3 separate regions of the Homo sapiens genome follow, and all the other regions are linked to region 1. Evidence: read pairs that join two places in POLR2A ChIA-PET (ENCODE). Cell type or tissue: IMR-90. All regions are shown on one strand.

The links. ChIA-PET counts read pairs that join two places held together with the same protein. Peaks named below come from ENCODE experiments on the same cell type or tissue, not always from the same donor. Only the 100,000 strongest peaks of a DNase experiment are listed, where the experiment ranks them.
Region 2: POLR2A ChIA-PET joins it to region 1 with 5 read pairs; 3 of 35 experiments call an interaction of 5 or more read pairs at or near these places.
Region 3: POLR2A ChIA-PET joins it to region 1 with 5 read pairs; 7 of 35 experiments call an interaction of 5 or more read pairs at or near these places.

The regions. Positions count from the first base shown.
Region 1 is chr15:71,300,822-71,305,821 of GRCh38, forward strand. The region is part of intron 6 of THSD4 (thrombospondin type 1 domain containing 4); the gene reads left to right. LOC124903520 (a long non-coding RNA gene) reads right to left here. Exons shown (of 2, transcript XR_007064700.1): 1 at 1-5,000. Among named protein-coding and RNA genes, the nearest start is that of THSD4-AS1, 110 kb to the left of the region's middle. In IMR-90, no CTCF peak of the experiment used is centred here; a DNase peak (open chromatin) is centred at 2,360; H3K27ac peaks cover 2,024 bases.
Region 2 is chr15:71,217,090-71,222,089 of GRCh38, forward strand. All of the region lies in intron 4 of THSD4 (thrombospondin type 1 domain containing 4), which reads left to right. Among named protein-coding and RNA genes, the nearest start is that of THSD4-AS1, 31 kb to the left of the region's middle. In IMR-90, no CTCF peak of the experiment used is centred here; DNase peaks (open chromatin) are centred at 1,512 and 2,672; H3K27ac peaks cover 2,974 bases.
Region 3 is chr15:71,119,919-71,124,918 of GRCh38, forward strand. The region is part of intron 1 of THSD4 (thrombospondin type 1 domain containing 4); the gene reads left to right. Among named protein-coding and RNA genes, the nearest start is that of CT62, 6.9 kb to the left of the region's middle. RefSeq lists an enhancer at 163-679. In IMR-90, no CTCF peak of the experiment used is centred here; no DNase peak of the experiment used is centred here; H3K27ac peaks cover 53 bases.

The DNA.
Region 1 (5,000 bases):
CTAATAGAGCATCAAAGTGACTTTGATAAACCTCTTCCTGAGGAACCAACTCCCAGCTTCTGAAATCACAGCCAGGGGAATCTTTTTGCTGAGATTTTATCGTTGTCCAAAGGAATATGGGTTTAATTAGATAATTTTCTTTTAGGACACAAGAATTTGCTAAAGTAGGTGTTGTCTGGACAGGTCCTGTTTTATTTAAAATAATCTGGGCCTTTGCTGCAGGACAAGGGAAATTTCTCTGCCCTAAGATTATTTTCTAATTGCCTAAAATTTTTCTTTCATTACAGGTTGGAGGGTTTTTCTGTTGTTGTTTGTTGTTCAGCAGAAATAGAGACTAAAAGCAAGAGAAAAAAATCAGCTCCAGTTTCACCACTCAGAAATAACTTCCATTAATATTTTGTTCTACACATTATTTAATTTTTTAACAAAACCTATGTATATAATGTTGCTTAATCTGTCCTTCTGCATTTAACAATATGTTGTAAACAGCTTTTAGGCCAACAAAGACCTGATTTTTCACATAATTTTTCACATGATTTTTCCGTGATTTTTCACGGCTCCAAGTATCTCATTTATATTTATCATAATATATTTTATTATTTTATTAGCATATTGCTATTTAAAACAATGTGACTATCTTTGAACATATACCGTTGTGTGTTGGGGATAATCATTCTTTCCATCTTTGCTGTTCTATTGGGTAAAAAATGAGATCTCTTCTGTAATATGTGTTAATATCTGCAAGGCCTAGTTCCCCTCTAGTACTCTGCCTTTTCCAAGATTCTCCTAGCTGTTCTGGGCTGTCCTTTCTCCAGATGAACGTAAATTGATGCTTCTGTTTTCTTTTGAGAAATAATTTATTTTTAAAAAATAATTTTCTCTGGGCTACCTGGAGACCTCCTCCGGTAATATGAGATTTGAGTTACAATGCAGAGTTTCGAAGTTGAGTGTGTGCTTAGTTATACTTATATCCTGCCTGGATACCTCAAGGGAGATATCCTCTCTTCTGGCCAGTGGAACTTGTAGGGAGCAGAGGAAGCATCACTCAGTCTTTGCAGTGCATGATGTTAGATGGGATGCCTTTTGAGCGAGCCCTTTAGTGTGGGGGGCTCCTGGGGGACTGAACTCCACTGCCTGATGCCCACACTGGTCCACCACAGCAACTTCAGGGCCTTCTGATTTTTTGGTCAGACTAGGTCTGCCTGTGGGAGCAAGCTTAGGGTTGGTTTATTTTGGGATCTATTTCTAGAGACTGAGGTTTGAAGTAGCATGCTCAAACCCAGAAACGCATTCCACATGTAAGAGGTGAGCTGCCAAGTGTCGTTGTGAGTCTCCTTTCCCTGGCAGCGTTTTCCATCCTTGTTTGATCAGATTCCATGGGCTTGGGGCTAGACAGACAGCTTCTCATCCCAGGTTGGAGAGCACACCAGAGGTGGCGGAAGGGTAGGGGTAGGCAGAGCAAGGCTGAGACCCAAATAGAGAAGACCAGGTCTGATAAGCCCACCAGGGAAGGCCAGGAGATCACCAGAACCAAAGGGGCTGATGCAGGCACTGAGCCAGAACACACAGCTGGAAATGGCTGAATCAGGGACACAGCAGAGCAGCAGCAGGTCCCATCCCACAGGGAGGCTCTGGGTTGCTGCTCAGAGCCGGCCCCATTTCTGCCTTGATGCATGAGATGTGGCCACACCAGCTGCAAAAGAACCTCCTCACATCCACTTACTTTGATTTTTCCAAGTGGAATGGTTTTGTTGGGTGGGAGTGGGGGTGGGGTGCTGGGGGCAGTGAGCAAGGGAAGCAGGCAATGCAGATTTTTGGATCTGTATCCAAACATGCTCCTGCCCATGCTTAGCCCAGTGGGTGCTTCTCTTCCTGGGGCCAGCAGGAAGTCCGCTTGGCTGGTGGGGCAGTGGCATGTCATGATCTGTCACCCTGCTTCAGCTGATAGAGATTATCAGCTGGAGAACTGAATGGTACACACCTTCCCCCTTCTTCCAACACCATGGCCCCCAAGATGCTGCACCTGCCGCCGCCTCATTTAGCCCTACAACCCCCTGCCACTCAACATTATGCAGAGGGCCCAGGAGGGTCTTGCAGTCATCTACATACTTCCCTGCGAGTTCTTGGTTTGGTCCCTAGAAATGGCAGCCTGCATGTGGAGAAGGCTGCATGCAGCCTCAGGCCTGCCCACCCGATACGAGGTCTGCATGTATGAGTTGTGTGCATCACATAGCTCCTCACCATGCTTTCCTACCCAGGAGGATAAGCTTTCCTACCCAGGAGGATAAGCTTTCCTACCCAGGAGGAGACTCAAGGCAAAACACTGGAAACTGTGTTTATACAAACTCCCCAAGTGATTCTGGCAGCCAGCACAGAATGACTGTGCACAGACACTCAGGCATCACTAGCTCTGGGCGCCGCGCATTTGCCTGCTTCATCCAGGACAGTGGCTAACACTTCAGGTAGGGCCCACATACACTCAGAATAAAGAGCTGCCTGGTCAGGAGGGGGGCAGTCAGCATGGGCTAAGTTTTTTACAGATCTCTGGCAGACAGTGTTGTCTGCTTTGGCTAAAGAGGGAATGGGAAGGCAAATGACAAATGGCCTCTAACGTTGCAAAGAATAATGTGTTATGTGGAACTCAGACAAGCCAGTTCTATGGAGAAAGCAGTACATTGAGGATGAGATTTCTGCTTGTTTCTTTTTGTTTTTGGAGGAAAAGCCAGGGCTGTGGGCCTGACAGAAGTTGATATTTGGGTCTTGAATGTGTTCTCTTCCAGAATCTTCTCTTTCCAGTTTTCCCAGCTTACTATTGATACCATTCACAGAAGTCTTGCATTCAGTGCCCTCTCTAGGTGGTACCTCCTTATAAACTGGGCCTTATGCTGGCATCTTGGGTCCTTGGAAGGATAGTTTCCTGGTGCGCTGGATTAGTCATAGCCTATTGTAGTGACTCTGGCATGGTTACCTCAGGAACACCACCAGACAAATATAGACCCTTTAACACTGGCTGGCCCTTGTGTCTCCAGACCCCTCCCAGGAGTTCCTCACACTAGGAACCTTGGGCTGCTCCACTTTGGGTCACAAGGACCCCTTTGCCTAGCCCAAAGCAGGCCTCTTTGGTTGCTTTTCTCTGGTCCACTCTGGCTATGACCTTCAGGATCAGAGGGCAAGAAGTCGAGAAGGACACGTCTCCAAGATAGAGCACTAAGAGCTAATGGGCAGAACTGGCTGGAGCTGCTTATTCTTGGCCTTTTTATGGGTGAGATGCCTCTAGCAGTGTTGGACATCTCATCCCAGATACCACCAGGAGGTGAGCTTGCTCTGGGAGGCATATTGAAAGGGCTGCACCATGCAAAGGTCAGGAACTCTCTCCACTGCATGAAACATGGCACAAGCTCTGGCCCATCTGGCTGTGACCAGCTGGGCCTTTGCTCAGGGCTGTCTGTGCTGCTCCTCACCAGGTGAGGAGTGAAGGGGAAAGAAGAAGGAGTCTTGTGCTCCTTTCAGAGGTTGGACAGTGCCATGACACTGTTCAAACTGTTTAGTTTCTCTGGGGCTTCTGCTTGGAGTTTAAGAGAGACATAATTTATTCTGAAGTTTGCCATGGAGAGAATAGCATCTCTATTCCAATGTAGTCATAATATATGGTATCATCCTGCCTATTTAAAAATATGTTTGGTAGTAAAATTTTCAGTCTTATTAAAATTTTAGCCCAAATTCTTTTCCTCCTTTCTTGTTTTTCCCCAATCGGAAGATTCGGTCGGTATTTCCCCCAGGGGAAACACAAGAACATTACCTAAGAACTTTGAAATTATTTTCAGAGAATTCAGGTGCTGCTGGTTTTGAAGATGCCTAAAGGAGTTTCCAATGTTCTCCAACCTCGTCTATGGTAAAATAAATTCCAAGTAAGAGATTCCTTCCAACAAAAAGTAACCAAAATGTGTATTTGCCCCATCTTAGGTAATTAAACTCCCTAACAGACTTGCAGATTTAGGCAAAAAGAGTGGTAGAATATAAAAGCTCATTAATCATCCTGGCATCATGAGCTCATATTGTTATGAAATAAATATGCTTACTAAATGGATCCAGATGCCATCAAATACATGTTTCCAATAAAGACTATTTTTTGTTCTTGCCCAGGCAATAAACACACGAGGCTTGTTTATAACACCTCTTTTCCGTGAATCACAGTGGTCCATCCAACACATATTCTTTTCACCTCTTTCCCTGGTGAAAAGTGGGTACGTTTTCTGATGAGGATTCTGGGGAAAACCCTAACGAGGTAGGAGATGTTTCCCTGTAACCCAGAGCTGATGGGTGATAGGAAAATGGAAATCACTTGGCTAATCGTATACCAACATGGAAGACATTTGTCTCTATTAATCTTCTTACCCAACACATCAAAGTACCAATTTCAATCCAAGACAGTACCAGTCCCCAGAGGACAGACTTGAGTCTAAGAGGACCCCCTGCGATCTACTCTGTAAGGATGGAATGGTAGAAAGATGAAGATATATTCAATTATCATCAAACCCCAGGCTCTTGATGTGGGTGAGCTGTCTTCCCAAGATCACCCCCAGGAGTTGGCTCAGGACTGGAAAGCAGAGGGGGCCCATTGGAGGGAGGATGGAGTTCATAGTGAGTTGAGGGCAGTAGTTAACGTGGGGTTGGAGCCAGACACATACAAGTTCCTATCCTGATTCTGCCACTTAATAGTTATGACCTTCAACGGTATTCTACCTCTCTGAGTCCGTTTGCTTTATTCAAAAACTCCAAGTTGCTGGGAGGATAAATGAGATTGTTATTGTAAACTGCCCAGCACCTAAGATGCACTAAGATGTGGTAGCTCTTATCACCCTTCCTAGAAAGGTTATTCCGGATGGGGACTGATGCTGTCCAGGAGAAATGGATGAGTAGAGGGAAAGCTGTTTGTTCTTAATAGTAGAATGAAACTCACATGTGTCACTAACCAAGGGGCCTGCCCTGCTGGGACAGGC
Region 2 (5,000 bases), 84 kb before region 1:
CCTGGCCCATAGTCCCTTATCTGAAATGCATATGGCCAATATGTTTTGGAATTCAGAACTGCCCAGATTTTAGAAAGGTAATTCAGACATATTTCACATGTTAATAGCATTTCTTCCGTCGTATGGGACAGCATCCCATAATCAAACACATTATTATTTCTGCAATGAAACATATGGATGTTCTCACCAAGCAGGATACAACAAAAAGATCATAAGTAGCCTGATATCGGTTAAGATCAGGTTTGAGGCCAGGTGCGTTGGCTCACTCCTGTAATCCTAGTACTTTGGGAGGCCAAGGCAGGCAGATCACGAGGTCAGGAGATCGAGACCATCCTGGCTAAACGTGGTGAAACCCCATCTGTACTAAAAATACACACACAAAAATTAGCCAGACGTGGTGGCGGGTGCCTGTATTCCCAGCTACTCGGGAGGCTGAGGCAGGAGAATGGCGTGAACCCGGGAGGCAGAGCTTGCAGTGAGCCGAGATCGCACCACTGTACTCCAGCCTGGGCAACAGAGAGAGACTCCGTCTCAAAAAAAAAAAAAAGATCAGGTTTGTTGGCCAATGAGTTTTGTCACCAAACTGACAAAAGCCTGAAAAGGAAAGACAAATCTTGATTTTCAAAACTCTTAATTTTAGAATTGCAAATTTATAATAGCTAAGGTTTATTAAATATCCATCCTGTACCAGGCACTGTTCTTTTTTTTTTTTTTTGAGATGTAGTCTGGCTCTGTTGCCCAGGCTAGAGTGCAGTGGTACCATCTCAGTTCACTGCAACCTCCACCTCCTGGGTTCAAATGATTCCTGTGCCTCAGCCTCCCTAGTAGCTGGGACTGCAGGCATGTACCACCACGCCTAGCTAATTTTTGTATTTTTAGTGGAGATGAGGTTTCACCTTGTTGGCCAGGCTGGCCTCGAACTCCTGCCCGCTTCGGCCTCCCAAAGTGTTGGGATTACAGGCATGAGTCACCGTGCGTGGCCTCCCCAGGCACTGTTCTTATCACTTTACACTCATGGTCCTATAAGAGAGTTGCTAATAGCATCTTCATTTTAGAGGTAAGGAAATAGAGTCAGGCTTGAAACCCAGGCCATCGTGGCTCTAAGGACGTGACCTGATGAAGTAGATGTTACACCTGAGGAATCAGAGGACCTAGAGCCAGTGGACAAGCTGAGTTTTGAAGGCGGTGCTGCTCACCCCCAGATCCCTGCAGTACTCATCCTCCTGCGGGTGCCAACTGAAGGGATGGAGGGCTGGATTTGGGTGAGGTCTGAGTGGGAAAGAGGCTTCTTGAAAGCCTCTGTGGTGGAGAACCTAGAAGAGCTGCCTGAGGATCAGGCTCTTGTTGGCCACAGGCCTGTGCTGCAGGCATTGTGCCTGTGTGTTTTGGCAGCAGGAAATTTTTTTCTTCAAATGTATTGACGGGGGCCAGTTAAACTGTTTACTATGAAGTTCCTGCAAGTTTTTATCATGCTCTTGTGATTTGACAGTTACTGATGAAATAATCCAAATATTAGCCTAGGAGGCCTGTGCTGCCTACATATGTCATGCTCCTCCCGGCTGATGAAAATCACATTTGCTTATATTCATCAGTCATTAGGTACTTGCATAGTATATTTGACCCCAAGGAGAAATGTCAGCATATTTTCAGGATGGCTGTCCGCTCCACTCTCTGTTTCAGGTTTGAAGTTTGAGGAAAAGGCTGTTGGAGTTTAGATGTTTAAAAAATTGTTAGGTTGCTCTGCTAGGCAACAGGAAACTTCATTGGAGTCAGATAACAAATGAAGCTATTCAACCTTCCACCAGATATTTATTAAACATCTACTATGTTGTAAGGCCCTGGGACATACACAAAGGTGAATAAAAGCCAGGTTTTGGGACCTCATGGCTCTTACTGACAGGCTAGAGCAGTTGTTTGCAAAATTACCATTTTTTTTTTAAGCAGAAGAATCCGTTCTGCAAAATCAATCTTAGATGGAGGCTCAGTTTATGTAATAACACACGTAAAATCTGAGTTGCTCTGGTTGAAGCCTCAGAGGTATTGCTATAGAAACCTGGGGTCAAGATCCAATGGAACAGTGGTTTTCAACCTTGACTGACTGTTAGAATTTTTTTTCCCATCTTTTAGAAACCCTGACACCCACGTCACACTCCAAACCAGCATCGGAATCTCTAGGGGCCACCCTCAGATGTTGGTCTGATTCCAATCCAGCCAAGTTTGGGAAGCACTGGTCTGGATGAAGCTCTTTGGAGACTCAAGTTTCCATGGAAAAGATTTTGGGAATCAAATATTGTCTAGCAGAATTTTCCAAGTTTGGTGAGCACGTATCAGAATCACTTGCCGTGGAGTGGGTGGCTTGTTAAAAAGAGAGTTGCCAAGTCCCCACCATCTCCCATGCCTAATGGGGATTCTGATTTGTAGGTCAGTTATATGTTCTACGTTTCTTCATTTTAAATGCTTCTGATATACCCTAGAGTTTGAGAACCACTCCTCTAGAGGGTTGGAAAAGATGCACATGTAAATGCCTTCAATATAAGGCAGTCTGATGAGATAGTAGTGACAATGGCTCCCATGTTGAAGCACGTCTCCTGTGCAGGCATTCTTTCAAATGCATGACAACATTTACAGTTACACAACCCTGTGAGGCAGAAACTATTATTCACATTTTATAAACAATGAAACCGAGGCTGGGAGGAATGAAGTGACTTGCTCAAGATTACCACTTGAGAAGCAACAGCACTAGAATTCAAAAGAGGTCTGCCAGAGTCTGACACTAAAGTTCTTTTCACTGAAATGGGTATTCTGAAAATGAAGCTGCTGACTTCCAGCTGGTGTGTTCAGAAAAGCTGTGTGGAGGTTGGGCTGTCTGAGCTGTGTCTTGACAAATGGATGGGATTTAATAGTGAAGGCTTAAAATGAGCTGCATCTCTTCCTTTCAATGTTCAGCTCCTTTAACCAGGGTAATCTTCTTTGCATCTAATCCTAGGCATCACGTGAGTTCAAAAAAAAAATTAGAAGTCACAGTCTCTATTCTTGGGGGCCTTACACTTTGGTGGTGGAGAAGGGCAAACCCAAAAAACACTGCCCACTCTGGGAGATGGTAGAGATACGACCAGGGTTCAGGAAGAAGGAATCCTTGTGGAATGGAACAGTCAGGGAAGACTGCACAGAGCAGGTAGGATTTGATGAATAAATAGAATTTACTTAGCTGGAATATATCTGGAAACTTCTTGAGTCCACTTGCTTCCATATCAGGCCTTTGTCTCATTAAAACAAGCACATACGTAGTATAAATCCTACTCTAAAAGCCTCAAAAATAACGTCAATCTTCATTGGAGCTCTCCCAAGGATTCCGAGCTTAGGACAATTAAACTTCTCTGAGCCTCAGGGGCTTCATCTTTCAAATGAGAGTAATAATAATACCTATCATGTGGGGTTGTTGAATAATTCAATGAAATAATACATTCATATTGCCTGGCCCATAGTGGACACTCATTAAATACATTCATATTGCCTGGCCCATAGTGGATGCTCAAAGTGAACGCTGTAACTCCCATTATGGGTCTAAAGGCTGGTATTAGATAGTGTGTTAGAGAGAGTACCAGTTAGAACTCAAGTGCAGCAGAAGGGATCAGGTGAACTAGGGCCACTCAGGAAGACAGGGAGCCAGGAACTGAGCTCCCGTCCAGATGGGTGGGACTCTGGGAAGCATAGACTGGGTGCAGCCAAGACCCTAGTGTCTGTGCTCCCTGCTCTCTGCCCCTTCTTAGTGTGGCTTGCTCAGAAAAATCCTCCACAAAGGGTGGCATTCTCCTGTGATTTAGTGAGGGCAATGGCAGCCTGGGGAGGTTCCAGGCTAGGGGGTTCATCCTTCAGGTCTTGGCCAACAGATTCCATAATGGCACTCAACCAAGTCATCTTTCACTCCAGGCCCAAGGCTGTGTCCCCGTGATGGCTAAAGGGGAAGGGGCGAGTAGGGAAGAAAGGTGTTTAGGTGAGTCCTGCAAAGCATGCCGCATTGTAGCAACTCACACTTGTGAAACTGAAGAGACTCCTTGGTAGGGGAGACTTCCCCCTCAGTTTCTGGAAATGGGTACCTGTAGACTAGAGGGTGCTGGAAGGAGCCCCTGTTACTATAGGACTCCCCTTCAACTTTTCTTCCTCCAATTATTTTATTGTGTTAAAATACACATAACATAAAATTGACCATCTTAACTATTTTTAAGCATATGGTTCAGTGACACTGAGTATATTCATACTGTTACGCTACCATCACCACCATCCATTCACAGAACTCTTTTTATCTTTCAAAACTGAAACTGTACCCATGAAACAATAACTTCACATTCCTTCCTTCCCCCACCGCAGCCCTTAGCCAACCACCATTCTACTTTCTTCCTCTATGATTTTGACTACTCTTAAGTATCTCATGTAAATTGAATGATACAGTATTTGTCGTTTTTGTGACTGGCTTATTTCACTCAACATAATGTCCTCAAGGTTTATTCCATATTGTAGCATATTCCTTTTTAGGGCTGAATAGTATTCCATTGCATGTATAGACCACATTTTGCTTATCCTTTCATCCATCAGTGGACATTTAGGTTGCTTCCACATTTTAGGAATTGTGAATAACACTGCTATGAACATGGGTGTTTTCAGTTCTTTTGGGTGGAAATTGGGAAGTGGAATTTCTGGATCATAGGGTAATCATATTTTTAGATTTTTGAAGAACTGCCATACTGTTTTCTATAGCAGCTGTACTATTTTACCTTCCCACAACAGTGCACGAGGATTCCGTCCTCACCAACACTTGTTATTTTCTGTTTTTTTTTGATAGTGCCCATCCTAATGGGTGTGGGGTGGTATCTCATTGTAGTTTGGTTTGCATTTCCCTAATGATCAGTGATGTTGAACATTTTTTTATGTGCTTAATGGCTGTTTATGTATCTTCTTTGGAAAAATGCCTGTTGGAAAAAAAGTCCTTTGAAGACCTTCCC
Region 3 (5,000 bases), 180 kb before region 1:
CTGGTGGGGGACCAGTGCATGGGTATGCAGAGCTTAAGGCAAAGCCCTAAGGCACATAGCAGGCGCTCAGTGTTAGTTCTCGCCCCATTTCTTTACTCTGTGCCTGATCAGTGCTTGAGACAATTGGAGCTCAATGTATTGCTGTAACAAAAATGTATATGTAATCTCAGGCCCCCTCAAATCCAGGGTTTTGTGTCTGAAGGGCACAGGGCTGAATGTTACAACTGTGTATTCAAACCCAGCAAATGAACACTCCCAGCTGCGCGGTGATAGTAATAATGAATTACCCATCCAACATCCCTGCTCGCCCCACTCCCCTTCCCCAGCTTCCCTTTAGATTGCCCAAAGAAGAACCCATGGAACAAGAGGCAGCAGTTTTGTGTATTGATGCGTTGTCTTGGGAAAGTGGTCTCTTTCTGTTGACCTCTTTTCCTGTCTACCCCGTCACCCAGCTGAGTGTACTGCCTATGTTGTCTTCTCCTACCAGCCTTTCCGAAGCTGATCACTGAGGTGTCATCCCAGGCATTGGCGCCCATTAGCCCTGCTTCTCTAGGGCGTGGTCCGAGGGCAGTGAGCCAGGTTCACAGTGCCGCTGTGTCTTGTCCCAGGAGGGTGGCACTGGGCACCCCACAACCGGGTGGGCAGCATGTGGCCTGCTCCACCCTCCTGGCCCTTGGCCAGCTGCCTAAGGCCTGGCCAGCAGTGAGGACAAAAGCACGGAGTGATTAATGGGCACCCCATCTAATCTCCTGCCAGGGGAAATGAAGGGCCAGCCATGGGCTGGGAGCTCGTCATGACCTGCTCCAGGTGGGCTTGGAATGCACCCAGCTCAGGATGGGGATTAAGGCTTGAAAGACAAGAGGAAATGAGATGTTAACCCTTTAGGCCTTGGCCCTCTGAGCCCCAGTAGGGAAATCACAGGGGAATTATCTGCAGGCATCTGATGAAAGGGGGCATCAGCTTTGATTTATGGTGGGGATGCAGCCATGTGACTACAGGGGTGGGAGGATGACGAGCTTTGACTTAACCATTTTTCTTGGAGGCACAGTCAGGAGAGAGAAGAAGATTAATTTCCCATGAAAAAGGATAAATGGACTGCTGGGAGGCTGCCCTACCTGCTTCCTTCTTGGAAACCCTCCGACCATATCAGCAAGCTACAAATTTGTAGTTGCCAGACATACTTTTCCCCCTGAAATGTCGCGTCTCTGATCACTTGTGATGTGAAGGAAGAGGGAGCCCACCTCCTTTCCCCGGCCAGGCAGCAGCGTGGTGGTGCTGAGGAGGAGAGCACTCTGGAGCCAGGTCCTGAGTTTGAGCCTTGGCTCTACCAAGTTTTGGGCCTTGAACAGGTTCCTTGGCCTCTTGGGCTGTAGTTTTTCCACCTGGAAAATGCTCAAAACTATCTCAGGCGTGTAGAAAAGTGCCACTTGAATGTTAGCTATCACTTTTTTTTTTTTTTCCCCACTTTGGCTGAGTCCTGAGCCTGCATCTCCTTTGGGAAGCACAGAAGCAACTTCTCTTCCAGGGCGCCAAGGCTTGCTTTGGGTAAATTGACAACTGACTCTTTGATTGATCTCCCTTGTTTGACCCCTGACCCTCACATGCCTTGGATTCTGTCTGGCTTGCTCCTCCCTTTGCTCCAGCTCCATGGTTTCCAGCTGCCCCTTTGATGACATTACCCTGCCCCTCGTCTCCTGCCCTCATGCTAGGTTGTCAGACTACTTGTGGGCTGGGCTGTGACATCTGTTGGGTCCTCCAGTGGTACTGGCCAATTCTGCACTGGCTCTGCTCCTTGCTAGCTTTGTTGTGACCTGATAGTCCCAAGCCAAGTGGCTGAGGGTAGAGAATGCAGCTGTCTTGAGAGGAAAATCAGGAGCCGTGGAGGCCGTCTGGCCTGGATGCAAATCCCCACTCTGCCCTGTTTTCTGGTTTCTCTGCCCTCTCATTGCCTTGTTCTTGGTGGGGGATAATAATAGTTATACTTACCTAATGATTGACAGGAGGATCAAATCCAACCGTGCACATGAGGCCGCTTGGGAATCATGTAGGGGAGTTTATTGCTGGTTGTAAGGTGAGCCCTGAGGGTAGAGCTGTGTCTTCAAGTTTTGAAGTCTCATTACAGGGCGTGTAGTGACAGTATAGCCTTTAGTTCCATTTAGTTTCTTTTCCAGAGCAGACAAGTACCCAGGACCTGCTTGACTTTAGCGATATTTTAGTTGAGGCCCAGGATTTCATTCTGCTTGAAGTTCAGAGGATCTTCTGGTCAGCTAAGCGGGGAGGAGCTGCCATTACAGAGCTCCGTGTCAGGTACTGGGATTTACCTGCGTTCTTTTATTTAATCCTCTCAACAACCTGTGTGAACTAGACACTATTATTTCTACTCTACAGCTAGAAAACTGAGGCTCAGAGAGGCTAAGGAATGTTCACAGGCTCACACAGCAAGTAGACATCAGAATGATGTTTCAATTTCAAGTCATCTGACTCCAAAACAAATACTGGCGGTGGGGCCGGAGGGAGGAACTCTCAGGCCAGTTAGTGAGTATCTCAGTGAGGAAAGGTCTCTCCCTGCTCTCAGCCTCTTACAGGATGCTCTGTCTTCTTGGCCTCTTTCACATGAGCGCATATACGCATAATGCCACTGCTAATATTGCTCTGTTTTCTCCTTGATATCGGCTTATGTTTTAATTTAGCACATGCAGATTTGTCTTTTCAACTAACAGGATTTTGTGTCAACATTTCCCACTTGCCACCTAAGCAGGGTTCCCATTTTTTAAAGCACAATGATGCTTTTCATCATTTTGCTCCATCACGGTTTCCTTAGCCATTCCCCACCCTCTATCAGGGATCTAGGTTGTTTCTAGTTTCTCCCACTCTAAAAATTGGCACTACCAACGTGAATGTTCAATTTGCTGATGTTTATTTATTTCTGATCTCATGTTCTGCTTTGGAAATACACTTCCCAGCCATGTGATTACCAGGTCAAAAGCAAGAGCTGTAATAAGAGTGGTCCGTGCTGCTCATGGGGTCTTCAGAGAAATTGCACTTGGGAGGCCCAGACAAGGGGGACCCAGAAACAGAACAGGTGCTTGTTTTCTGCCTACCCTTCCTTTCCTCACTAGTTACTGTTCTTTCCTGAGGCTCAGATTGGAGGAACTTGATACCTCACTCTTAGCAAGGGGTGTGAGAGGTACTGTTCGAGTGGTGACTTTCTGAGTTCCAGAGAGGGAAGTTATTTCAGTGTCCACAGAGGTCTCTTGGAGTGGAAGGTCTTGGCTGCTTCTGAGATTGCGCTGCTGTGCGTTAGTGGTCCTGTGTGGGCATTGCTATGCAGTCATTCACTCAGGCATCCAGTGCTTTCTGAGCCCCTACTGTGCATCAGGTGGCAGTGCCATGCACTGTAAAGTGTGTGAATTCCAGACCTGACTCTGCATGTGTGGCTTTGGGTAGATTAATCTCTTTAAGCTTCAGTTTCCTCATGTATGAAATGGGCTAACAATCTCTGTACATGCCGTAGGAATTAGAGGAGAGAGCATAGGTAAGGTGTCTGCTCAAGCCTACAATGCATGAAGGGCCAACTGTTGTGCAGGTGAACACTAGAACTTCTTTCTTCTTACAGATGAAGAAGGTGTATTCTTGCCTGGGAGTGTGAGAGGCGGGGAGTAATAGTATACTTACAGCCTTAGCAGCGGGCAGGTGAGAGGAAAATCACTGTGATAAACATGCCGTAGAGAGGCTGGGGGACCCAGACAGGCATCAGATTCAGATTGGTGGGAATTCAGAAAGACCTGGGGTGGGATCTGCCTCCCAACAGGAGGAAACAAGGTTGGGGGAGAGGGAAGAGGGAGAAAGGAAGTAGAAGCCTGTTGTGTTTTATGGGAGGGCTACATTCTTGAAGACCTCGCGGTATTCAGATCTCTCATAATTCAGACTTTTCCCCCTACAGAATAAATGTGGAGCGTGCATTTACTTGATATGGTCTCAAAACACATAGCTTTGCTTTGCTGTTGCTTCTCATATGGTCGCACTCTCTCTCACATTGCACAGTGGGCTCACTCATAAATTACCCACTTGGTATCTCGTGATGCTTTTTTGGCTTTCTCAGTTGCCAAGCTGGTGGTCGTGGTTGTTGCTGTTATCATCACCATCATCATCATCTCTGTGTGTTTTCAGTCTGACACCAGCACCACCATTTGACAGACTGTCAAGATTGGGGGTCCGCATATTTTCTTGGAAAGGGCCAAACATTAATATTTTGACTTTGCAGGCTATGTGGTCTTTGTTGCAACTAATCAGCTTTGCCTTTTGAGTGCAAAAGAAGCCATAGACAATAGATAAATGAACAGGCAGGACTGTGTTCCAGTGAAACTGACTTATGGGCACTGCAATTTTAATTTCATATAATTTTTATATGCCATAAAATGTTCTTTTCTTGATTTTTATTCAATCATTTGAAAATGTGGCAAAAACAGGCAGAGGGTCAGGTTTAACCTGTGGGCCAGAGTTTGTGGACCCCTGGTCTAGACGCTTACAATATTTGAAAATTGTTTTAAATTGTAGGAAGAGTGAATGTTAAAATATCCTGATAGTCAACAAAATCATTCACGGACATTCCAGTGCTCATAAGAAAAATGCTTAATTCACAAGTTCTGTCAAAAGATTGGGGTATTTATCAGCTTGAATGGTACCAACATAGGCGGTTCCTTTAATACAATTTTAAATTATTTAGGTAGTTATTCTAGTGAATTAAAAATTTTAAATCATATTATTTCAAAATTTTGGTACCCAATAACCTTATTAATATTGTTATTGTCATTCTATTTCGTGACTTAAATTGTGTACCCTGGCTAGGCACGGTGGCTCATGCCTGTAATCCCGGCACTTTGGGAGGCCGGGATGAGAAGATCGCTTGAGCCCAGGAGTTCGAGACCAGCCTGGGCAACAAAGTGAGACTCCATCTCTACAAAACATCAAACTATTAGCCAGGCATGGTGGTGTGCACC